3 separate regions of the Mus musculus genome follow, and regions 2 and 3 are each linked to region 1. A link is a loop called in an ENCODE intact Hi-C map of the cell type or tissue named here. Cell type or tissue: left cerebral cortex. All regions are shown on one strand.

What was found. A loop is a pair of places that touch in the nucleus more often than their neighbours do. Peaks named below come from ENCODE experiments on the same cell type or tissue, not always from the same donor. Only the 100,000 strongest peaks of a DNase experiment are listed, where the experiment ranks them.
Region 2: it touches region 1 in a loop (2.5-fold over the local background); 2 of 42 quality-filtered maps call a loop at or near these places.
Region 3: it touches region 1 in a loop (2.3-fold over the local background); 2 of 42 quality-filtered maps call a loop at or near these places.

What each region holds. Positions count from the first base shown.
Region 1 is chr4:139,071,249-139,079,248 of GRCm38, reverse strand. It overlaps Htr6 (5-hydroxytryptamine (serotonin) receptor 6), which reads left to right and starts at 3,679. Exons shown (of 4, transcript NM_001377096.1): 1 at 3,679-3,816; 2 at 3,920-5,207. The coding sequence starts at 4,488. In left cerebral cortex, CTCF peaks have their summits at 309 (motif pointing right), 768 (motif pointing left), 3,111 (motif pointing right) and 5,040 (motif pointing left); DNase peaks (open chromatin) are centred at 3,179, 3,435, 3,957, 4,871 and 3 more places; H3K4me3 peaks cover 2,203 bases; H3K27ac peaks cover 2,096 bases.
Region 2 is chr4:138,968,005-138,976,004 of GRCm38, reverse strand. Rnf186 (ring finger protein 186) reads right to left here. Exons shown (of 1, transcript NM_025786.4): 1 at 7,640-8,000. It overlaps Tmco4 (transmembrane and coiled-coil domains 4), which reads right to left and starts at 3,100. Exons shown (of 17, transcript NM_029857.3): 1 at 2,718-3,100. In left cerebral cortex, a CTCF peak has its summit at 3,726; DNase peaks (open chromatin) are centred at 2,468, 2,579, 3,128, 3,720 and 1 more place; H3K4me3 peaks cover 1,602 bases; H3K27ac peaks cover 1,716 bases.
Region 3 is chr4:138,993,137-139,001,136 of GRCm38, reverse strand. Tmco4 (transmembrane and coiled-coil domains 4) reads right to left here. Exons shown (of 17, transcript NM_029857.3): 6 at 4,565-4,739; 7 at 3,086-3,113. Among named protein-coding and RNA genes, the nearest start is that of Gm33214, 22 kb to the left of the region's middle. In left cerebral cortex, CTCF peaks have their summits at 3,806 (motif pointing right) and 4,501 (motif pointing right); DNase peaks (open chromatin) are centred at 1,126 and 2,369; H3K27ac peaks cover 371 bases.

The sequences.
Region 1 (8,000 bases):
CACAACCTGCACAGCTCTTGGCTTTCCCCTCGGTGTAGTGGGGAGCTGTCTTGGTCCTCTGTGTCTCCGGGAATGGAGAGTGCAGCAGGCGTCTGACTTCCTGAGATAGTTGGTCTATTATCCAAGGTGGCATTACTGCCTGCCTCCCTCCTAGAGAGAGGCAGCTCACCATGGCTGGGTGCAGCTAAGAAAGGGTTAAACATTCTCAAAAGTCCCTTTGCACCTGTGGTCGCTAGGGAGGCCTCCGCTTTACCATCCATTCCAGGACACAAAGGACAAATGAAGAACGTCCTTAAGTTCCAGGTATTAACAGTGTGACCACAAGGTGGCCCCCAGGGCCAGTCTTAAATATAAACTCACTTCTTTTTCTTTTTTCATTTTTTAAGTCAGGGTTTCTCTTGCCCTGGCTATAGACCAAGATAGTCTTGAACTCAAAGATCTGCCTCCCTCTGCCTCCTGAGTGCTGGGATTAAAGGTGTGGGCCATCACTTTTCCGGCTGAAAAGAAACTTTTTAATTATAGCATAGTGCAGATCGTAATATAACAAACATGCGTGAAGAATTGGTCACCTGGGATTAGCAAGTGTTAAAATGATCATGTTTTTAGGGGCTGGAGAGAAGGTGGCTTAGTAGTTAAGAGCACTTACAGAAGCATTTAGTAGTTAAGGGCTGCTCTTACCGAAGTTCAGTTCCTAGGGACCACATGGTGGCTCAAACCTGTCCAGTTCCAGGGAATCTGATGCCCTCTTCTGGCCTTCCTGAACACTACATTATGCAGTGTACATATATTCCTACAGGCAAAACAGCCATATACATAAAAGTAAGTAAATAAATAAGTAAGTAAATAAATAAAGCAGTCATGTTTTGTAAGCTGCAAGGAAGAGTCTCAAATGGCCATCCCATTTGCATCTCTGCTGTCTGATATCACAGCATGGAGAACTGAAGAGTCTTTTGTAGCCCCGCATGGTGGTGATGCCGCTAACCCAGTCCTCAGAAAACTGAGCTGGAAAATGGAAAAGCTGAGGCTAGCCTGGGCTACATAATGAGACCTTGTCTCAGAAAAACAAGCAAGCAAGCAAACAAACCAAACACATGCAAACAAGACCCATTCCGAGGAGACAGCTGATCTGGAAGGCGCCTGCAGTTAAACCTGATGACCTGTGTTTGAGCTCCATCCTTGGTACCATCTGATAGGAGAGAATGCCCGAAAGTTGTCCTCGCTCCTCTTACACACACACACGCACACACACTGCAACACACACACACACACACACACATGCACACACTGCACCACACACACAGAGGCACACACTGCACCACACACACACACACACACACACACAGAGGCACACACTGCACCACACACACAGAGGCACACAGAGGCACACACTGCACCACACACACACACACAGGCACATATTGTATCATAAACACAGACACACAGGCATACACTGCACCACACACACACATAATACATACACACACAACACACACACAGGCACACATACACACACAGAGGCACACACTGCACCACACACACACATACAGAGGCACACACTGCACCATACACACACAGACACACAGGCATACACTGCACCATACACACACAATACACACACACACACACACACACAGAGGCACACACTTCACTATACACATACACCATACACACACACACACACACACACACACACACACACACACACACACAGGCACACACACAATTCCAAAACAAAAGAAACCCTTTGCTACAGGATTGCAGAGATGGCTCAGTGGTTAGGAACACTGGCTGCTTTTCCAGAGAAGCTGTGTTCAATTCCCAGCACCCACATGGCAGCTCACAACCATTTGTAGCTCCAGTCCCAGGGGATCCGATGCTCTCTTCTGGCCTCCACAGGCACCAGACATACATGTAGGCAAACAATCGTAGGCAGGAGAAAAAATAAAAGAAGAAGAAGAAGAAGGAGACGGAGAAGAAGAAGAAGAAGAAGAAGAAGAAGAAGAAGAAGAAGAAGAAGAAGAAGAAGAAGAAGAAGAAGAAGAAGAAGAAGAAGAAGAAGAGGACGAGGAGGAGGAAGAGGAGGAGGAGGAGGAGGAGGAGGAGAAACCTTTGCCAGCATTATAGATCAAGTAACAGATTATGACGATAAGCCCTGATTCCCATGCTGCAAACATATCTCCTGCTGCTGTGTTAGGCACACCAGGGCTATGAGAGGCACCTCAGGATGAAACGCCAGTGAGAGACACAGAAGCCAACAGCTAGCACCGACATAGGACTGTCAAGCTGTTGGAGCACACAGTGTCATCTAATCTCCCCTGACACCCCGTGAGTCAGACACGGAATTCTGCTAACTGTGGCTGGAGAGAAAAGAAGGCCAAGGGATCAGCCGCCACCGGCCCTGAATGCGCAGAACCTACTGAGCATCAGAGCTGGGATCGCAAGTGGGTCTCTGACGCTCCATCCAGGGGTGACCTTCTGTTTCCTCAGGCCTCACAGTGTGGAGTGAAAGACAGGGTCCGTCTTTTGGGTGCTGCGGCTGACTTCACCCACCTTTGGGTGTGAGTGGATACCGTTGATCTGCGGATTTGGACACCGGGCATCTTAAGCACCTTCTGCCTTGAGCACCTGGCGGAACTCGGTTCCACCAGATCCTTGGTTGCCTGGTGCTGGAGACCTCGGTAGAGGCTCTTGACCTCTCTGAGCCTCAGCGTAACACCTTCTTCCTGGTATTTATATTTCTGGCATGTATATTCTGGCTTTATAGTTGGGGGTAGGAATCTGGGTAGAGATATTCCAGGACAAACCAAGGCCATGAACGCAGTGGGCTCTTCTAAGTGGGAGGTATTTCCATTTCAAAAAAGATACGTGTCAGGTTCTCTTCACACTGCTGTACATTTTCTCTCCTCCTCCTCCTTTCCCTCCTCCCCTCCCTCTTCTTCCTCCCCCCTTTCCTATAGAAATGACCACTTTACGTTTCCTTTGCCCATTTCTTGTCCATTTCCTTCCACTAGAATGGAAGTTCACAGATGGGAAGCGTCATCTAATGTCGTGGTGTCCAGATAGATGGTCCAGAGCAGTACCTGGTACCTACAAGGTGTGAAGAAAACTTGGTCATCACTAGGAGGCGCTAGGCCCTACCCCTGTTTGCAGTGACTACCCTTCCAATGGCTTGGAGATTCCCAAATCCCTCACACTGAGACTTGGAGCGCCAACAGGTCAGGGAGGGGGACCTTCACCAAAATCACTCAGTGTTGTTAGAGAACTGGCAGGGTTGATCCAAAGGTGAAGTGTGGTAGAAATTATTTACCCATTGTATAGATCCAGCAGCTGAGGCTCAGAGGGATCTCAAAGGACTTGCTCGGTATTTCCCAGCTGACTTCTCTTGAAAGCTCGGTGATTCTTACAGTGAGTGGCTCGACCCCCATTGGGGAGCAGTCTCCGGGTACATACAGGTCACGTCCCCCTTCCTTGACTTCTGCCTGCGCCATCACCACATGTGGGCAGGGGAGCCACAGGCGAAGGTGTGGGGGCTGCGGGCGCCCGGGAGCGCTTGGAGCATCCTTCTCCAGGCCTAGGGTACCACAACCCCGCTCGCCAGCTAAGAGGGGCTCGACTCTGCCCGCCCACCGCGGGGCGGGGCGGGGCGCACGCTCGGAGCCTCCGGGACCGCGCGTGGCTGAAGCGTCGCGGGCTCCTGCGCACCATCTCCCCGGCTCGGGAGCCCTATGCCCGCCGCGCCACCAGCCGCTGCCTGTAGTCTCCAGCCCCGCGGCGCTTGCCGCAGTCGCCGGCAGCGGATCACCCGCGAGCGCCCAGGTAGGGAGCGCGGGCGGGAGGCGGCCAGGCGAGCCGGCGCGGCCGGGAGGGCGGAGCGCCGCGCCGCGCTGCGCTCCTCTGCCAGCCCTCTCTCCCCCACCAGGTCTGGCCCGGCCCGGTCCGCGGCCTCCGGTACCCGGGATCCTTCAGTGCCTAGGGGAGAAAGGAGACCTGCTTTCCGCCGCCGAGCTGCGCTCCTGTTCTTGGGCCACCCCATTGCGACCCCCACGCGCGACAGCTCGTGATCAAGCGTACTCACACGCCCACCCTCCTCAGAGAGACTGCCCCGACCGGAAGGCGGGAGTTCGCCTCCTGCTCCCACCTCCCCAGCCGTGCCTCTGGCCAGGAGCCCCACCCCCATCCTTAGGCATCCCCGGTGGCTCTATTCCATTCCAGGGCTCTCATCCAGCCCCAGCCCAACTTTCATGGACTCGGCGCATCGGTACCCCTCCCCAAACTTCTTACCCGAGTACTCCAGGTGGCCCCGCCATAGGAGGCGCCCCTACAATCTCTCCCCGACCTCTTGTAATGGTTGCTCGGTGACCTAAGAACCCTGTTTTGCCACCTACTCCTCTGAGGTGCAGTTTTTACCCATCTTGCTTTCTCTTCCTTTGGCTTCACCCTGTATCCGCATTCACCATATCCTGTCCTGGTCCTCAACCCTAGTCCCCATGGTTCCAGAGCCCGGCCCTGTCAACAGTAGCACCCCAGCCTGGGGCCCCGGGCCACCGCCAGCCCCAGGGGGCAGCGGCTGGGTGGCCGCTGCGCTGTGCGTGGTCATCGTGCTGACGGCAGCCGCCAATTCGCTGCTGATCGCGCTCATCTGCACGCAGCCCGCGCTGCGCAACACGTCTAACTTCTTCCTGGTGTCGCTCTTCACGTCGGACCTGATGGTGGGATTGGTGGTGATGCCCCCAGCCATGCTGAACGCGCTGTATGGGCGCTGGGTGCTAGCTCGCGGCCTCTGTCTGCTTTGGACCGCCTTCGACGTGATGTGCTGCAGCGCCTCCATTCTCAACCTCTGCCTCATCAGCCTGGACCGCTACCTGCTCATCCTCTCGCCGCTGCGCTACAAGCTGCGCATGACAGCCCCGCGTGCCCTGGCGCTCATCCTGGGTGCCTGGAGCCTCGCCGCGCTGGCCTCCTTCCTGCCCCTCTTGCTGGGCTGGCATGAACTGGGCAAAGCTCGAACATCTGCCCCGGGCCAGTGCCGCCTATTGGCCAGCCTGCCTTATGTCCTCGTGGCGTCCGGCGTCACCTTTTTCCTGCCTTCGGGTGCCATCTGCTTCACCTACTGCAGGATCTTGCTGGCTGCCCGCAAGCAGGCGGTGCAAGTGGCCTCGCTCACCACGGGCACGGCTACGGCTGGCCAGGCCTTGGAAACCTTGCAGGTACCCGGGGTGGGTTTGGGAGACCTGGCTTTCGGGATGGGGAGAAATAAACCGCCCTTGGGAAACCACTGGGTGACTGCCTCATAGTTAACAGTCGTTGCTAATCCCCCAAGGCCGGTGGCTATGGCTTTCGGATGAATTTCAAGCTCTGACTGTGGTGGGATATGCGGGCTGTGGTGAGCTGGGTATGGAGGAGGAAGCTGGCATGCTTCTCTGTGACGGGCCCCATCCTGTATCACATCTGGGGAACTTAGAAAGCACCCTCTTCCCCTCGTATTCACACACCTTTTTCTGGGCCTGTTGGTCCTGTCTTCGAAATAAGCATGCCTTTGCTGTCCATCCCTAGTCTAAGCCACTGTCACCTCTCACCAGGGAGCTCACTTTCCCAGAGCCAAAGTGACTGAAAAGAAGTTGGCCATTTGCTTTCTTGCTACAAACCCCACCTAGCTCTCCACAAGGCAAAATCCCACCTCAATTATGGCCCTTGAGGATCCTTCCAGGCCAAACTCTTACCCTCCCTTTCCCTCTCTCCTCTTCTTCTCTGCCTACACCAGCCTCAGGGCCCCGAGGACAGTCTTCAAAGTTGTCATGTTTCACTCTGTGCCAAGATTTCGGGCCTTACTTTGAAAGAAGGCCTCATGTAGCTTCAGTGGACTCCAAGCTCCCTATGTAGCTGAAGGTGATCTTGAACTTGTGATCTCCCTGAATCTGTCTCCCAAGTTGTTGGTACTATACATGTGCCCTGCCATGCCTGGCTTAAGGTCTTTGTGTTTGCTGTTCCCTCTGCCTCAACGCCTCTGTCTGGAGCTGCTCTTGCTGACCCTGACTTCTGGGTCTGAAGGCCCACGGCCTCCCTGATGCTGTTGCCATCGCAACCCCTGTTTATGTGTTGATTTAGCCACACTGCCTCCATGGCTTGGGGACTGTGTGAGGCTAGGCCAGTTTTGACTCCCAGTACATATAGCTCAATAGTTACCTGTGCAGGCCCCTTATCTCAAAGCAAGCATGGCTGCTCTTGCCATACAGGTTACTGGGCTCCTGGCTGAGGTCCACCGTGGCGGGTGAGATGTAGGCTCTCTAGGCTTGGGCTCCTGAGACTTAGGTCTGTGAACTGAGCCCCTGGCAAAGGTCCCAGCTGCTCTCTGCAAGGACATCTCATAGCCTCAGGTGAAGGAGGTTCGTAGAGGTTGGTAGCCTTGGGGTGAGGTTGGTAGCCTTGGGGTGAGGTTGGTAGCCTTGGGGTGGGTGGGTGTGTCACTGAGCAGCAAGGGACTTGGTGAGGTGGGCCCCCAGAGCAGCTGGGCTCCAATGCTGTGAGGGAGACATGATCGTCCAAGGTCTGGTCACCTAGGACAGTGGTGTTTGGAGTGGACAGGAGTTCTGGCTGTGACCCTCTCTTTCCCAAGCTGTCAGTAGGCCTGATTCAGTCAGGTCGAATGAGGGCCTTCCACGCTCTTTTCTCAGAACTTTGGTATTTTCTTTTGGTTTACAGGACAGGGTTTCTCTGCGTAGCTCTGGCTGACGTGAAACTTGCTCTGTCGACCAGGCTGGCCTTGAGCTCACAGAGATCTGCCTGCTTCTGCCTCCCGACTGCTGGCACTAAAGGCATGAGCCACCATCACCACCGCTGGTGTTATCCTTTTTCTTTGTAAAGACTTCACTCTTGCTTGGTGATTTGCTCCTGCCTTGTCACGGTTTTATTGACTTTTGTTGGTCTGAGGGTAAGAGGTGACTGCACTTGATTCTCACTTGTGTGAATTTCCTGGCCTCAAAGGCTGGTGGCTTCTCCCCAGGATCCCCCAAATTGAGTGACCTACAAGTCAGTGTTTGTGATGTAAACAGATAATATCTGATGTCTGCACACAGTAGGGGCTTGTTTCTTACCTTGCAAAGATGTCAGATGGCTCAGTGGTTAAGAGAGCTTGCAGCAAAATCATGAAGAGTGGAGTCTGGACCTTGGCACTCACATAACAAGCCAGGCATTCCACAAGCACTCGGGACTCCAAGGCATTGGGTTCTGTCTCTTGGATTCTGTGCATGTGAGGGTGAGCATGCAAGTGCGCATGTGCACACACACACATGTACACACACATACATGTGTGCACACACAGACACAGACACACACACACACACACAAAGTTAAAAAGATAAGGGACTGGCCAGAAATCTCAGTAGGTATTGGCACTTGCCACCAAGCCTGAAGACCCAAGTTTTATCCCTGGGACCTACATGGTAGAAGGAAAGAACATACTTCCATTCATGTCCTCTGACTTTCACCTGTGTGCTCTGGCATGGGCATGGGGGCTGCACGGCTGCTTCTGGACCACCCCAGACCCCTTCCGTGTGAGATGGCTAGTATATATACACACACACGCGAGCGCGCAAAGAAAAACAATATTAAATCCAAATGGAAGTTCATGCGTTCTTGAAGCTATTGGTCAACTGTGGCACAGACTCTCCTGGGTCTACCATGAAGCTCCACCCTTGCTCTCAGAGATTCTGAAAAGGAAAGAGAATCAGCTGGGGTGGGGGGTAGGAGTGGGGTATCTCTCCTACTCCCATCTCTTTACTTCCATGAATGTGTTCAGAAGGAAAAGTTCCTCTCTTCCAGAAAAGACAAACCAGTAACCCTTGCCTCAGACAGTCACAGGAAACACAGGGCAGGGATGTCAGAAGGGGCCCAGCAGTATCTGAAGAGCTTTCATCTGTTATGCCCGGAACCTGAGGCTAGCTTTCTCATTATGAGTTGGAAGAACAAAGAATATGGAAGACAGCTTCCAGCTCACACCCTAT
Region 2 (8,000 bases), 100 kb after region 1:
TCTACGCTGAAATGCAGTATTTCAGAGCCCAGGATCTCTGCTGGGAGAGTGTTTGACCAGCATGCATGAAGCTCTGTGTCCCCACCCGCACCCCCCTTTTCCATCTGTCTTATCCCAGGAGGTGGAGGCTGAAGGATCAGAAAACCTAGGTGGTCATCATTGGCTACATAGTGAGTTCAAGGCCAGCCTGGGCTACATGAGTCTGAAAAACCACTGAAGGAGTACAAGAGGACTATCAACAATCTAATGTACAGACCACCTTCAGGTCCCACATCCACCAAGCCCAGGCTTGGGTTGGGTCTGGCCTTCCCAGTCCAAGTTCAGGCTGAGAAGCAGCAAGCTAAACCAGTCAGTTGTGTCCCTAGCCACGCTAGAGCCTGGGCCTACAAAGGCTCCAAGAGTTCTGTCACCCTGAAATGTTCCTTCAGTCCCGTGTCAAGCTTGCAGACTGGTGTTTTGTAAAAGAAGTCAAGGTGTTCCCGAGAGGTCACAGCTTGCTGGGGGCCTTTCAGGAAGCTGAGGAATACACCCTGACTGTCTGAGCCTGTGAGAGTCTGGAGGAAAACAAACAGGAAATGCTGGGTGTGAGGTGGGTGTTATGTTTCCAGCCCTGGAGGGAGCCTCAGCCTCCTCACCTGGAAGTCGGCCACCCCAGCTCTGTGTGTGGCTAAGGTTTCTCTACTGAGGAGAACAGGCTGTCAAGTCACTAGACCTGTGAGGAAATGCATCTCTGAGGCAGGCAATGGTTGTGCACTTGAAAGGCAGAGGCAAGTGGATCTCTGAGGCCAGCCTGGTCTACAGAGTGAGTTCTAGGACAGCCAGGGCTACACAGAGAAACCCTGTCTCAGAAAAGAAAGAAAGAAAGAAAGAAAGAAAGAAAGAAAGAAAGAAAAGAAAGAAAGAAAGAAAGAAAGAAAGAAAGAAAGAAAGAAAGAAAGAAAGAAAGAAAGAAAAGGCAGGCATCTCTGCTCGTTTGAGGCATAGCTCAGTGGTTTTTGTAAAAAAAAAAAAAAAAGCCTGAGTTTTGTCTTCAGCATCCCAAGCAAATAAATTTTTATTTATTTATTTTTAATTTTATGTATTTTGGTGATTTGACTACATGTATATTTGTGGGGGGGGATGTGGGGGGGGGATGTCAGATCCCCTGGGGCAGGTATCACAGCCAGTTGTGAGCTGCCATGTGGGGGAATTGAACCCAGGTCCTCTAGAAGAACAGCCAGTGTTCTTAACCGCTGAGCCATCTCTCCAGCCCCGTGTTTTGTTTTCAAAACAGGGTTTCTTTGAGCCCCATCTGTCCTGGAACTCACTCTAGACCAGGCTAGCCTCAAACTCACAGAGATCTGCCTGCCTCTGCCTCCCAAGTGCTGGGATTAAAGGTGTATATATCTCTATCTCTATCTATCTATCTATCTATCTATCTATCTATCTATCTATCTATCTATCTATCTATCTATCTATCTATCTAATTTAAAGACAGTTTCTCTACATAGCCCTCATTGTCCCCTGGAACTCACTATGTAGACCAAGTCAGTCTCGAACTCACAGTTTGAGATTAAATCCCAAGCACCAGGATTAAAGGTCTATGCCACCATCGCCATGCCTGGCTTTAATTTACTTTTGATTTGGGTACTGTGCTTTCCAATTCATGAAGCATCCTGACACGATCTTCAGCACTGGGAAGAATTATAATCCATGATCCTCTTGTGTTATAAGGAAATGAAGGTTCAGGGTGACACCCAAGGTGACACAGAGAGGAAGTGGCAGAGCCAGGCTCAAGTTCCTTGAGGGCATCTTTTAAGTCCAGGGGAGTGGGAAACTGAGGCTGGAAGCAGCATCTTCGGTGATGCCCAGAGGTTCAGGCGGTTTGGTAGGGTTCTAACTAGGAGGATGGGGCCCTGGGTTCCTTCCTGACTTCTCAAACATACTGGGTAATTGGGGATTTTGGTGGCCTTGTCTTTCTGCCTAGCTGATTCACCCTGAGGAGTCTTCACTACTGTGTCTTCAGAGCCTACACGATGACACATAGTAGGTGCTCAATAAATATACCCCGTGAGTGGCGTCCTGGGAAGCCCTACAGGGGTGTGTTCCCTCCTACTTGAAGGCAGCAGTGGCCTCAGGATCAAACCTGCAGATTTAGCCAGCCCCAGCTTCTACTCTGGGTCACCCCTGGCAAGGACAAGGACATCATGGAGGCCAGTTTTGAACCTAACACTGGGTCAAACTCTGAAGTCAGCTCACCCTAGTTAACCTCTTTGCTCTGACTGCCTGGTCCTGGCCAAAATCATCCCATTGTTCCCAGACTCAGTTTTCCCGGATGTAAAAACCTGTAATGTGAAATGTCCCCTACTCTGTAAAAACCCGCAGCGGGGCGAGAAGCCACGCCCCCGTCACAGCAGGAAGGGGCCGGGCCTTTCCGGGACTCTAGGGCTTCCCAGGCCTCGGGGAACTGAGTCTGGAGACACAGAGGGTGGGAGTGGGTGCCTGGAGCTCCCAGTACGCAGGGGGCGTCCAGTGACCCTGCGTGACCTTGAGCAAGGTCCTTTCTTCCCTTCAAACCCAGCGACCGGTGCCCTGGGCTGTGCTGGCAGGCGGGGGCCGCTGGCATGCTCGTTGGCATCAGTTTCCCCTCCAGCTACTCAGGAGTCCCGAGAGCACTTCCGGGTTCGGAAGCGCAGTGGAGGCGGCGTGGGGACGATCGGGGCTCCCCGCGGGCTTACCTGGAGGCGGCAGCGACGGATGGGACGACGGCAGAACTTCTGGCAGCCCCGCAGCTCCCGCCCTGGCGCTCCCCGCCTGTTCTCTCCCTGGCCCAGCCGCCCCACACCGGCCCGGGCCGGTCCCGCCTGCGCAGCCCTAGGGCCCGGGCCTTCCGGGCTGGGCCGGGCGCACCGCCACCTAAGCCACCAAAGCCATCGCCCGGGTGCTGGCCTTGGGACGGGACCCGCACTTCTGTGTCTCCCGCTCCCCAGGAAGCGAGAGCGCGGGGCACAGGAGGGGTCTGCAGAGAGTGCTCACCAGGGGCTGGGCTGGCATGAGGGGAGTTCGAGCAGACACTTGAAGGGGAAGCTTCCAAATTTTGCCGCCACACTTGAAAAGAGCCTGTCCCAGAAGGTGCCTCCCCCTCCTGTGCACACTGCTCGGTGAAATTTGCAACACCCACGCCTTCTGATCGTTCTTTCACTTTCTCTAATGCTCGCCAGTCGTTGCACCCGTGGCTCTTCCGTCCCACGGGCCTCCGTTTTGGGGTTCCATTCCTGTTAGACTAGCCACCCACTCAGCTCTAGTCTTTGAACAAGTATTTGCTGAGCACCTACTACGTGCCAGCAAGGTTATGGATTAGCACACCAGGCCTTCGGGCCCATATTTTAATCGTAGTATTTAACACTGAAGTTGATTGTTTTCCTGTTTGCCAATTTATAATCTGGGTATCCCACACTAGAACTTAAAGACCCCAAGAATGGAAGGGGGGGTTGTCTCCCATGCCTCATCCTCCGCTCTCCTCATTTGGGAGCCGGCTCTTGGTTGCCCAGGCAACCTGTGAAATTTCATCACACCTAATCTACAGGTGAGGAAGTAGGTGGCCATCCTGGTCAGGGCTGGAATCTGAGTCACCATGACCTCTGACGTCGTTGCTCTTTCCCCTGGAGAAGATAGGCTGGAGTTGGAAATGGAAAAAGTTCTCGAGCGGACAGATGAGACGTGCGGCATTCCAGCAGGGAGCCTTATGACTCAGGATCCGACTGGAACGCTAGAGGGCCTCCATCACCTGATCTCTCTATCGGCCAATCAGGACCTAGAAGAGCTAGGAGGTTATTGTAGGTCAAAAAAGGACAGTTGTGGAGGGTTGAAGGATTCTAGCTGAGATTCTGGGCATCACTAAGTTGGGGAAATAACCATACCAAGGTGGCACGCTCCCCCCGCCCCCCGCAAATATCATGGAATTTTAAAAGATCCTATTGTTGTCTATGAGGAATGGAGGATTGGAGTGACCAGAGGCCACCGATTAAGAAGCGGTCCTGAGCTGAAGTAGCCAGCCTCAGCCTGAGCAACTAACTACCTTAGCCTTTCAGATGTGAGACAGCTGCCGTTTTTTTTTTTTTTTTAATTTCAGCATAAGTTGATTTTAGTAAGTTCTTGATATTAAAAAAAAATAAATGTAACTCTGAAAGTTAAAAAAAAACGGTCATTCTCTAATGGAAAACAGAATCACAATGGATAAAGAAAATCAATATGGAAAATAGTTTTAGAAAAGAAGACATACTCAAAACAAAGTGATCGCTTAGGTGGGGTTTGGGGACAGTAAAGACGCAGGGAGAACACTGCGAGTGACTCCTCTGCTTTTAGTCCATAGCCACATATCAATATTGATTTTTTAAAAAAATCTTGTCCAATGTATCAGTGTTAAGATTGGAAAGTAAGGCAAAGGTCACATGGATTTTTGCTGAGGACTCTGCACTATTTCTGAAACTCTCCTGTCCGCTGGTCGCTCTAAAGCCCTTGTCACACACGTTTGCTAAGCAAGTGACAGCTTGCATCCTTACTGTAGTTACAGGTTGCCTCTGAGCTAAGCCCTGCTTTGCCTTTGTTTAAAAGGATCAGCAGGGCCTGATGGTGAAACCACAGCTCCTTGTTGCAGCGTGGTGCCAAGGCTGAGGCAGGGGGATCACAGGCTTGAGGCCTTCTGGGGGCTTTACAATGAGTCAAAGGTCATCCTAGGTAATTTAGTGAGACCATGTCTCAAAAATAAAAAGGCGAGGAAGGCTACAGCTCGGTGGCAGGGCCCTGGCCTGGCAGGTTCCTTCCCTTGACATCCATAATGAAGGAGTGGGCCCTGCGGGCCCTGCTTTTAGAGTCTGAGGGCAGCAAACGGGCCTCTCCACAGAAAGAAGTGAGGATAGTGTTCTCCCTGAGTGATTTAAGGCCTTTTAACATGTGGCTATGTACTAGCTAATAATGAATTTTGTATCACCAGGGTATTTGTCTCAGACTTTTAAAATGTATCATATTACGGGAGGGATGTCAAAGGTTCTCTTGTCTTTATTGGAGGTTGGCCCCAGGATCTGGAATGAGTGTTGAACTTTGGAAGTATAGCCCCGTCCCTCTTTTTAGGTCAGAGGAGGATATCAGGTATCCAGTTCTGTCACTTTCCACTTTTTCCTTCAAGGCAGGGTCTCTCCATGAACCTAGAGCTACCCTCTCATTTCCAAGGGGATGAAAGAAGGTTCAGACCTTCAGTGTGGACCAGAGCCTGGCCCTGCACTCGAGGCCTCTTGCCTGTCCTTTCCACTCACATCCCCCTGCAGCACTGCCTGACTTCTCTGCCCACTCCAGGGCAGCAGTGACCTTGCCTGTACTCTTGTCCCCAAGCTCTGATGTTCCAGAAGATGGTTGGGACCAGGTCATCTTCAAAGAGACAGTAGTATTAGAATATCTTTGCCCAGGGACCCCAAAGATACCTTGGCTGGGACCCACCCTAAGCCAGGAATGACAGGGGCTGTGGGTCTAGGTCCCAAGCTAAGACACGGGGCAGTAGTTATTTGATCAAATGAGGGCATTCTTCAAGCCTGGGACTCCAGTGTTCTCACCTGTGGGATTCCAAGCAGCGAAGCCTGGAGAGGGGTAGTCAGCAAGCCCAGCCTGCTTTTTAATCTTTCTTCCTTCAGCAACCTGCTCATCTCTGAATCCCCACGGTTCCTGTAGTTCATTTCATATTTTCTGTGACATTTCTCCCACACCCATAGGCAGCGATCAGATTTTAGGTTCGTTCTATTCACAAAGGAGGATTCACATTGCTAAATCTGGGCTAATTCCTAAAATCTCTAGCATAGACTGACCGTGCAACCTTAAGCAGGTAGATTCACCTGTCTGATCTCAGTGTCTTCCTCTGCACGAGAGGGAACACAGTGAGTGGTTCAGCGCCACAAGGCTGTCAGGAAGCCATAACGTGTCAGTTAGGGAAACGCCTGCCTGTCTTATGAGTACTGGGCAAACACTCTCCCACCAAATGGTAACAAAGTATTTCCTTGACCAACTGAAAACTCTGGGGTGGATTTTGTCTCCAGGAAGTAAAACGGGCCTGGAGGAGTAGGTGGGGAGACAACGTTCTTTTGCTGTCTGCCTGGCAGTCATCCCAAATGTCACACACAAGAGGCCAACAGGAGAGATGCCGTCTGTTCACCCTCTGGGAAAGGGTGTTCTTCAGGACTATGCTGGCTGCCTGTGAGAACCGGAGCTCATGCACACCCTCAACACTCTCGCTGCACTGGGAATTGTCTGGCCTTATAAGAAAAATAAGAAGTCACTGCCTTTTTCAAGGCAGTATACTGCACTCATGTTCTTGCTCGCTTTGGTATTTATTTTGTGAATTGCATTGGGGATGACTGGACCTAGGGCTTCACACATTCCAGGCAAACATTTTACCGCTGAACTCTACCCTCAGCCTGACACACAGTCAGACAGAAGGAGCCCTTGATGTGACCTCCTCACAGGCGTTCAGAAGCATATGGCCCCTCCATCGATCGGCTTGTGGCTCAACCAGGCCCTGAGCAGTTGGGACATCCAGGGAATCTTAGGACTAACGGAGTCAGACTTAACTCAGTCTGAGAAAAGGGAAGCAGAGAGCCAAAGACCTTGCTCAACAGCATGTGACCACTGACCAGGGCCAGGCACCCAAGGATCCAGTGGCAGAGTCCTCTCATCTCTCCTGACAAAGGTCCTGTCACCATGAACTGTGCCCTCCTGTTAGTCTCCTACTGCAGGAAATGGGGTGAATGGGAAAGGACAGTGCACAAGGCCTGGGGAGTCCCTCCAGAGTTTTAAGTCTGATCACAGGGACTCTCCGAGACAAACTTCCAGCTCCCACACTGGGCTTCTTGCTCTCCCACTTCCTCTTTGCTTGAACCCACCAGGGCTCATTTCTGAGGGTGGATTCCCACCCCCCCCCCCCCGCGCTGCATGAAAAAAGAAGCCCAAATAGTCCTGAAGAGATGACCCAAGGACCTTTCTAGCGACTGCCGCTCTGAGGCTGAGGTGGGGTGACACCGCCGAGGACCGTTGCATTTACGAGATGTTTTATCTTTATGACAAAGGAGCAAATAGGGCCGTAGATGTGATAAGAAGAGAGGCGCCATCTGGAAAGCTTTCGTTCTGTCATGTGAGTCTGGGAGTCTGATGGAGAGCTGAGTCTCTCTCTCTCTCTCTCTCTCTCTGTCTCTCTCTCTGTCTCTGTGTGTGTGTGTGTGTGTGTGTGTGTGTCCATGTCCCCTGAGATTCTCTGAGTCAAGCCCTCATGGTACGCAACTGGTGATCTCAGCGTAGATCCTAAGGACAATTCCTGGACCCACCCTCTCCACACCTCCCCATCTCTGTCTGCTGATCCTCGGATACCCTCTCCCCACTTTACAATTCCAATTCCATGTGTACTCCACCCTGGGGTGGACCCTGTGGGAAACCGTAAGGAGACTTTTGGCATGGAAGGTTTGGGATCAGTGTAGCAAGCAACCCTGGGGAAAACCTGGCAGTATCCCCTTGGGCTCTGGCACCCCAGGAGGGAAAGTGGGCAATGGCTAGAGATGGTCACAAACTTCCCAGGACACAAAACATCAAAGCCCAAATTTAAAAAAAATGAAGCCAGCTACATGGATTACAAAAGAGACCTGGTTCTATTTGCTTTGTAGTAAGGCCAATGTCCCAATATGTGTACAAAGGGATATATACAAAACTTAGGAGCTCTGGAATAGGGGTAGGGACCCCACCACCCTTGAGTCACTCATTCAGGGGGTGTCTCCTCTCTTTCCCCCTTTCCTTCCTATGCTACACAGGAACAGGCAGGTGCGATCCCACTGTTCCAGCACAGAATCCTTGATCCAACATGGCCAGTCTGGCTTTGACACGCAAGTCCAGTTCGAATGTGATTTTGAAAGGCGGCCCCTAGCCCCTTACCCATGCAGACTGTGAGGTCTGGGGGAGGAGGGAACCTTGGCAGCACTGGGCCTGTAGGG
Region 3 (8,000 bases), 78 kb after region 1:
CACAATTGTTACATCTCAAACCCAGGACAAATGGCCAAGGTGCCTATTTAGCATCTCAAAGCAGACCTGGCTGCCAGGTTCTCCCTGCATCTCTCAGCCCTTACCTCTTATGGGCATGGCTGGCACTGCCCATCTTCTACCCTAAACTTTTCCAGCCCAGGGTGGGCTGCCCTTCCCCCAGCCTCCCTTCCCTGTATAATTCAGCCATTTTGGCTATCTGGACCTTTTGTCTGCTCTGTACTCTCCTGGCTCTCCCCTCCCCTCCCCCACCTTCTCATGTGGCCCAGCTCAGGGTTGTGTTCACTCTGGACTCTCTCAGATGTCCCTGCCTCTGACTCTGCTCTCCCTCAGACCTACAATGAACCTCCTCCACCATGCTTGGAGCAGTCAGGCTCCTTCCTTTTGATTTCTTTTATTATTATTATTATTATTATTATTATTATTATTATTAAAAAATAAACCCTTTCTTTCTTAAGCTGGTAGATTCTTAAAGACTTTATTTTTTAATGCGATAATGTGGGTAGGTGTTTTGCCTGCATGAGTGTCTGTGTACCACGTGTGGTATAGAGTATCGGATTACCTGAGACTGCAGTTATAAATATGGGTGCTAAGAATTGAACCCAGGACCTCTGGAAGAGCAGCCAGTGCCCTTAACCTCTGAGCCATCTCTCCAGCCCTGATAGTCTATTTTTAAGTTAAAATAAACAGACAAACAAAATCAGGGGAAACCAGTCCTCTATTACCATCAATTATGCAGCTGAGTTTCCCACATCACTCTTACTTACTGCAGTGGATGGGCCTCTGCCCCGGAAAAGCACCTTCCTGCAGTGTCTGTCCGCCAGGACAGTGTCCTTGGTCACAGCGATGAGAAAGGCGATCAGTGCAAGAAACATGTGGTGGCAAGGAGGGCCACAGCTGTCCCTGCCAGTGTGGCGTCAGGGTGGATTGTAGGCCCGTGGAAGAGTCTGAGCTGCAGGCTAGAGGATTCTAGAAGCCTGTACCCAGAGCTTAATGGGCTGTTCTGGAGAGCCACCCATAAAAGGCTCCAACTTGTGAAAAATGCAAATGTATTTGGAAAAAAAGAACTGTAAGCTATGACGCTTTCTCTGTGTGAACTCAACTTCCCAGGAAGTGCTTTCCCCAGATCAGGCACTAAGGGGCACAGGGCCAGCTACAGCTGTTTAGCAGTTATGCTGGCTGGTTTTATGTCAACTTGACACCAGTTAAAGTCATCTAAGGGGAGGGATCCTCAATTAAGAAAATGCCTGTATAATATCCATCCAGCTGTAAGGCGTTTTAATTAGTGATTTATGGGGGAGGCTCATCCATGGGCTGGTAGTCCTGGGTTCTACAAGAAAGCAGACTGAGCAAGCCATGAGGAGCAAGCCAGTAAGCAGCATCCCTCCGTGGCCTCAGCATCAGCTCCTGCTTCCAGGTTTCTGCCCTGTTTGAGTTCCCATCCTGACTTCCCTCAGTGATGAATTAGGGTGTGGAAGCGTAAGCCGAATTAACCCTTTCCTCCCCAACTTGCTCTTTGGTCACGGTGTTTCACCACAGCAATAGAAACCCTAACGGGGACAGCAGGTGTGCACAATGCATGACTTACAAGGTCATAGAAGCTTGCACCAAAGTTGAGGACTCTGGGCAATATGTGGCAGAGTTAGAGACCCTGCAAGGAGGGAGGCCTCAAGAGACCGTTGGACGAAGCTGTGAAGGTGAGGCATGAAATCCAATGGCGATCCCAAGAGGGCGGAGAAACCAAGACCACGGGAAGCGTGCCTCAGAAAATTACAAACACCTATTGAAGTGTGCAGGCAGCAGAACTGGGGAGTGGGGCTGCTGGAGCCTGCTGGAGCTCGGAGCCCAGCATGTGCGGAGGGACCACCTAGAGCTCGGATGTCAGATTCAGGGTTGCAGGAAATGTTCTCTGTTCCTTCTCTGCCTCCATCCCTTCCTCTTGGATTGGGCTGCCTACTCTGTGCCTTCGGATGTCGGGAATAAACAACTTACACTTTTGGTTTTACAGGGACTTATAGTTAAAAGGTCACCGTGAGTCTCAGAAAAGGCTTTGGGCTTTTGGACAGCATTAGGACTGTTAAGATGAACTAATACACATTGCGTTAGGAGGTGGCTGCAGGCACTGAAGTCGACGCAGGTAGAATGTACCACTAAAAATTATGTGTCAGGGTATCACGTTGAACGGGGGCGTGGTGGGTGGGAGGTGTAATGACTCACCCTCAGTGACTCAGGGCATGGCTGTGTGTTCCCAGACAGGTTACATGAGGAAGGAAAACTCACCCTACGTGGGCAGCAGCACATGGATTGAGGTCATAAAAAGGAGAGCACCGACAGGCAACCAGCCTTCATCTGTCTGCCTCCTGACTGTGGATGCAGTGTGACTGGCTTCCCCTGCCCCCTCCACGCCTTCTCCACTGAGATAAGCTATGCCCTCAAATTGTGAGCTAAAATAAACCCTCCATCTTTGCGGCATTTTGTTCGGCACACCAACACACCCGGCAAGTGAGGGCTGAATGGAATGAGGTAGGGACAGAGCAAGCAGATGGACCAAGGACAGAAAGTTATAGTGTCCAGCCTAGGGATCAAATGCAAAAGTGGAGGGGGACACCCAAGAAGCTACAAGGAGCCACAGCTGGGAGAAGCCGCCACACCTGGGGCTTGACTCTATTGAATGAGGAGGTAGGAAAGAGGATGAGCAGCCCCTCCCCCAGGGCCTCGGGCCACACTGGAGGGGCTGGAATCCCTTGCTGGGTGTGAGGCAGGGAGACAAGGGTGGCCACACAGGCCTCTGGAAACGTCATTGAGATCTCAGAGGACAGCAGAGAACTGGCTGGAGTGCCAGCAAGGAGGAAACCCCAGCTGTTACCTCGGAGGCCATGACACTGCTAAGCTCAAGGATGCTGGGTGGTGAGGAGGGGACAGATTTGAGGGTGAGGGGGCAGAAATCAAACAAGCCGGGTCAATATCACATGGTGCTCATCAAAGACATTGGGCGAGACATAGGTGTGGCAGGGTCCCCAGCCTCACTGCGTGTGGACCACACCACAAAGGCAGCAAATCCACTCACCATTCTTGAGTGAGAAGCTCAGGAGGTCCTGTGGGAAAAAGGAGACAGAAATCGGTGAGGTGCTGACACGCCACCACCCAGCTCATGGGACAGCTAAGTATTAACTCCTACCAAGTGGAGATGGCAAAAGCCCTCCACCCTACAGTACAGTGGCAAGCCAGGTGCCAACTGGGCACGTGGGTGAATATGCAGGCCGCGGTGAGGAGGGAAAGGCCCTACATCCTGCCTGTGCACGTGGCTATCAGAAGTTGGTGCCACAAGCTCTGCCTACTGAAACTGCACTCAGAGAGGGTGAGCGACATGTTCAAGGGCACACAGCAAAGCTGCTGCTTCAGAAAAAAGGTCACCATAACTTGATAGAATGCAGGCTCTGAGGTCAGACCACCAAGGTTCAAATCCTGGCTTTGGCTACTTATTAGCTGGGTGACCTTGAGCAAGAAAATCTCTCTGTGCCTCAGTTTCCTCAATATAAAGTAAGGGTGATTCTACAGATTAAACATGCCTAATTTAAAAATCCCAATTAGATAGATACATAGATACATAGATATGTGTGAATGATGTATATGTAAAACTATATATGTGTATGTACACATGTATATGTATATATCCATACATGTGTGTATATAAGCTATACATATATATTTAAAGATTTATTCGTGTGCATGCATATGAACACTTGTAAGTTTATGTGCACCATATGCATGCAGGAACCTGAGAAGGCCAGAAGAGGGCGCTGCATCCCCACAACTGGAGTTCCAAGAGCAGTACGCGCTCTTAATGGCTGAGCTGTCCCTCCAGCATCCTACTTCCATTTCCAAAATTATTTCAAGTGAAAAAATTCCATACACTGAACTGTGGTTCCATGCAGAAAGGGGTAAACATCATATAAAATTACCTTCAGACTATGGGTGTAAGACACACAGGAAACAAATACCAGTTTTGTGTGTAGAACTCATGTCCCATCTAAAGATGCCTTAAAGATTATGTGTACGTTAAGTATTCCAGCTGTGGGCTGCTGGGGACAGAGACTAAGTCACTTCCCTTCCAAGTCAGTCCTGGGGGCTGAGGTGGCTGCATAGCCCAACACTCCATCACCATATATTCTGGGGATGATTATAGCAGAGCCTGATTCATTATGGTAACTTCCTTTACTACTCATTAATGCACAGAGAGCGCATTTATAGACGTTAACATGATTGATTCTCAAACAACCTCCTGCAGTAGGTGACATAAACTGAATAACCAATGTCCAAAGTGCTTACAACCAGAAGTCCCTTCAACACTTCCAGTTGGGAGGGGGAGGCTGGAATATTCTCTTAACATTTATTTTTATTGTATGGGTATGGGTGTTTTGGATGCATCTGCAGACATCTGTCTGTGCACTACTTGTGTGCAGTACCCATGGAGCCCAGAAGAGGGCGCTGTAAGTGGAACTGGAGTTGTAGATGGTTATGAATGGCCACACAGGGGCTGACGTACCTGACTGACTGCTGATGGGTTGTCTCTCAGAATGGGGTCCTGCAATAAAGTCTGAGCAAAGATGTCGGCTCCTTCGCCTCCCAGGCCACTGGCAAAGGCCATTATGGTTGGGAGGACACTTTCAGACAGATGCAGCCATTTCACCAGGCCCGTCACAAATTCTGTGCAGAAGGAGCTAGAAAGAGATATAGTTAGATCCAGACCTTCTGGGGAACGTGGCCTGGAAATGCCAATGGTGGATGGATGGGGTCACATATGTCAACCTGTGACTAGAGTCCAGGAAATACAGAGGTGGCCCAAACAGAATCCTAGGTGACACAGCTCCTACCTTCAGTCCCCATCAAGACTTTTTACCAAGAACCACAGAGGAGAAGGTAGCCAGCAGCTGCTGCCTATGTGACCTGGAGCCATGCTGGGGACCAGGGAACAGAGATGTGTGAGGACAGAGGGAGGGGCTTAAGCAGCCCCAGTTCCACCTGCAGAGTTGGGCAGCAACCCTGGGGAGTCGAGAAGCGCCTGGATGTCACCAAGGGCTCATTTCTGGTATGGTGTCCACTGTAAAGGTGGGATCCTAACTTCAGCAGGTGTGCTGCCAAGGGGACAATGGGGCCACTGTGGAGAGGCAGGAGCCCTGTGATCTGAGAGGGAAGTGCACTGTATCTTGGGGACCGTGGCAGAGTCAATGCTGGCTTTTGATGTAGGCTGCCCTTGGGCACAGGGCTGAGTTTTTGGCGAGGGTTGATGGGGCATGGGGAACGGGAGAATTCATTAGGAAGCAGAGAAACGGAAAAGGTTGAAGCCTACTGGTTCCAGCCGGCTCCCCACAGGGAAACTGGCTAGACCAGGTTGGACTCCTGGCGATATTTAGAGCTTCCTCGTGGTGAAAGAACCTGAGGAGCCCAGACCCTTACACAGCACAGCCCACCCATCCCATCCCATTCCTTACAGCTTCTGAGGAGCAGAGAGGCCCGTAAGACCAGGGTATTGCATGGTGGGGTGGGAGCTATGGTCTAGATCTGGGCGATGCTGTCACCAGAAGCTAGTCTGAAGTAGAGATCATTGGGACTTCCCTGGGAACCAGAACTTACAGATGGGAAGGAGGGAACAGAGCCGGGCAGAGGGTGGAGGGCAGCTGAGCTGTTTGTCAACATCCTGAGGGACACCTAAGCTGACACTGCCATTGACCCTGGGGGAAAGTTCTGAAAATGAGGTGCCCCGGTGGCTTCAAGTGGTGACTCTATGCCAGCTATCTTGGGGAGTCAGGTGACATCTTGGGAATGTGGTCCTGTGTAGCTGGGGCGAGCCACAAAGGTTATAGACAGCGCAGGGCTGAGCTGACAGCCCCTCCTTCATCCCTATAAGGAGAACAGAGTGCCACAGCAACTTGGGAAAGTAGTTTGTCCTCATTGTCTGTGCCTCTGTAAAATGGGTTTAAGAGAGCAGCTTTATAAGGCAGAACACAGCATGCTGACAGTGCTCGGTGCTAGTTGATGTGGTAACTATTGACAGGTAACTGAGGGAGACAATGGAGGAAAGGGTGAGAGTCTGGCCACGGTGACAACTGTCCTGGGGAATCTTCGAAGTTCCCAATTCACCTCTCTTATTTTCTAAGGCTATAAAATGTAGGTGACATCGGGACCCACCCCAAGAGTTATATAAAAAGATAAAATGACAGGAGCAGTGTATGGCATCTGCAGGCCTGCAGTAAATGTTATCTCCTGAGATGGCCTGTGATAGATAGATAGATATTCACTTCCCAGTGGGTCATCCCGGGGACTGAGCCAAGGTTGCAGGTGGGTGTGGACGGGGATGGTTTCAGGAATGATTAAGAGGGTGAACAGACAGCAATCAGTGAGTACACAGGGATGGCTCAGGGCCAACAGAGTAGTCTAGCCTGCCGGATGTTGGGGAAGTCTTAGACCTAAAGAACTAGCTTGTCCTATGAGCACAGGGTTAAAGAGCACAGCCACCAGCACTGCCACCTGCTGTGTGGTCCTGGGATCGGTTACTCCACCTCTCTGTGTCTGATTTTGAATATGTGACATAGTTGTGATAGTGATGAAACCTACTTCTTAGGGTTGTTGGAAAGATTAACAATGTTACTATCTGTCCTGGGCAAAGGATGGCTCATGGGAGGCACTATCTACTGACATATTTCCCTAATGGTTGCTCTCTGTTCACTTCGATGGCTGTGAGGAAACACCCTGACAAAAAGCAGCCTAGGGAAAGAAGGTTTCATTGGCTTACAATTCACCAGGTTACAGCTCATCAGCTCAGGGAGGTCAAGACAGGAACTTACACCACCAGATCTACACTCTTAGTCAGAGGTGGAACAAGTCCACAGATCCTTGCTTGTTTCCTTGTTCTCAGCTATATAATGGAGCTCTCTTTGCTATCCAGGATCTCCTGTTGAGGGAATGGTGCTGCCCACAGTGGGCTGGGTCTTCCTATATCAACCATGGAGTCAGTCCTCCACAGATATGCCCACAAGTCAATGTGATCTAGATAGTTCCTCATTGAGACTCTTCTTAGGTGGCTCTAGGTTGTGTCAAGTTGACAGTTTAAACAGCACAAAAGGATCTAGTGAAAATCTGTGCATGTGGGTGTGTGCAAGGCCTCAGCTTCCATCTCTAGCACCGTCAAAAATGAAATAAGTCAACAACAGCAAAGGCAGTGATGCTCATACAGCTAAGTCCACCTGTGTGAGGTCTTTCTATACACAGATTGTTGAATTCTTACTACAGTCCCATGAGGTCAGGGAGGTCTTAGATCAACCCCTGCTCCCTGGATATGACAACCTACATTCATACATGTTAAGTTGTACCTCTAGACTCACACATTTGTCTTGCACCCCCAGGTGCCATGCTTACCCATTGTGGAGCCATTTCCTCTCTAGCAACTGTGCCACCCAGGGTCATCATGTGCTTGTCACCCACTAAGATCATCCTTATAAGCAGGATACCCTGATTATCCTTATAAGTAGGACACCCTGGTTTCTGGGGTTCAAGCTCTCCAGCATCCCAAAGGAGAACGGGTCAAGGCTTCCTTGGAATCTTGGCTTCCTCATGCTTCCTCCAAAGTTCCTCCCCTCAAGGATCACAAAAGATAGCCTTCAGGAACCTGGCCCCTAGCTTGCTTTTATGAATAAAGTTTTATTGACACATAGCCATGCTCTTGTTGTAGCCACCGTGGGGCTACAACAGAGAAGTTAAGTAACTGACACAGACCACAGCCTGAAAATCAAAAATACCTGAGCCTTGACAGAAGGAGTTTGTGCTGAACTTTGTCTACCCAACCAGTTTTGACTTTTTTTTTTTTTTGAGACAAGGGGTCTCAGAATATAGTCTAAGTTGGTCTTGAACTTGTGATTTTCCTGCCTCAGCCTCCTGAGAGCTGACATTAAAAATTGTTAAGTGTGCAGCAGATAGAGGTCTGG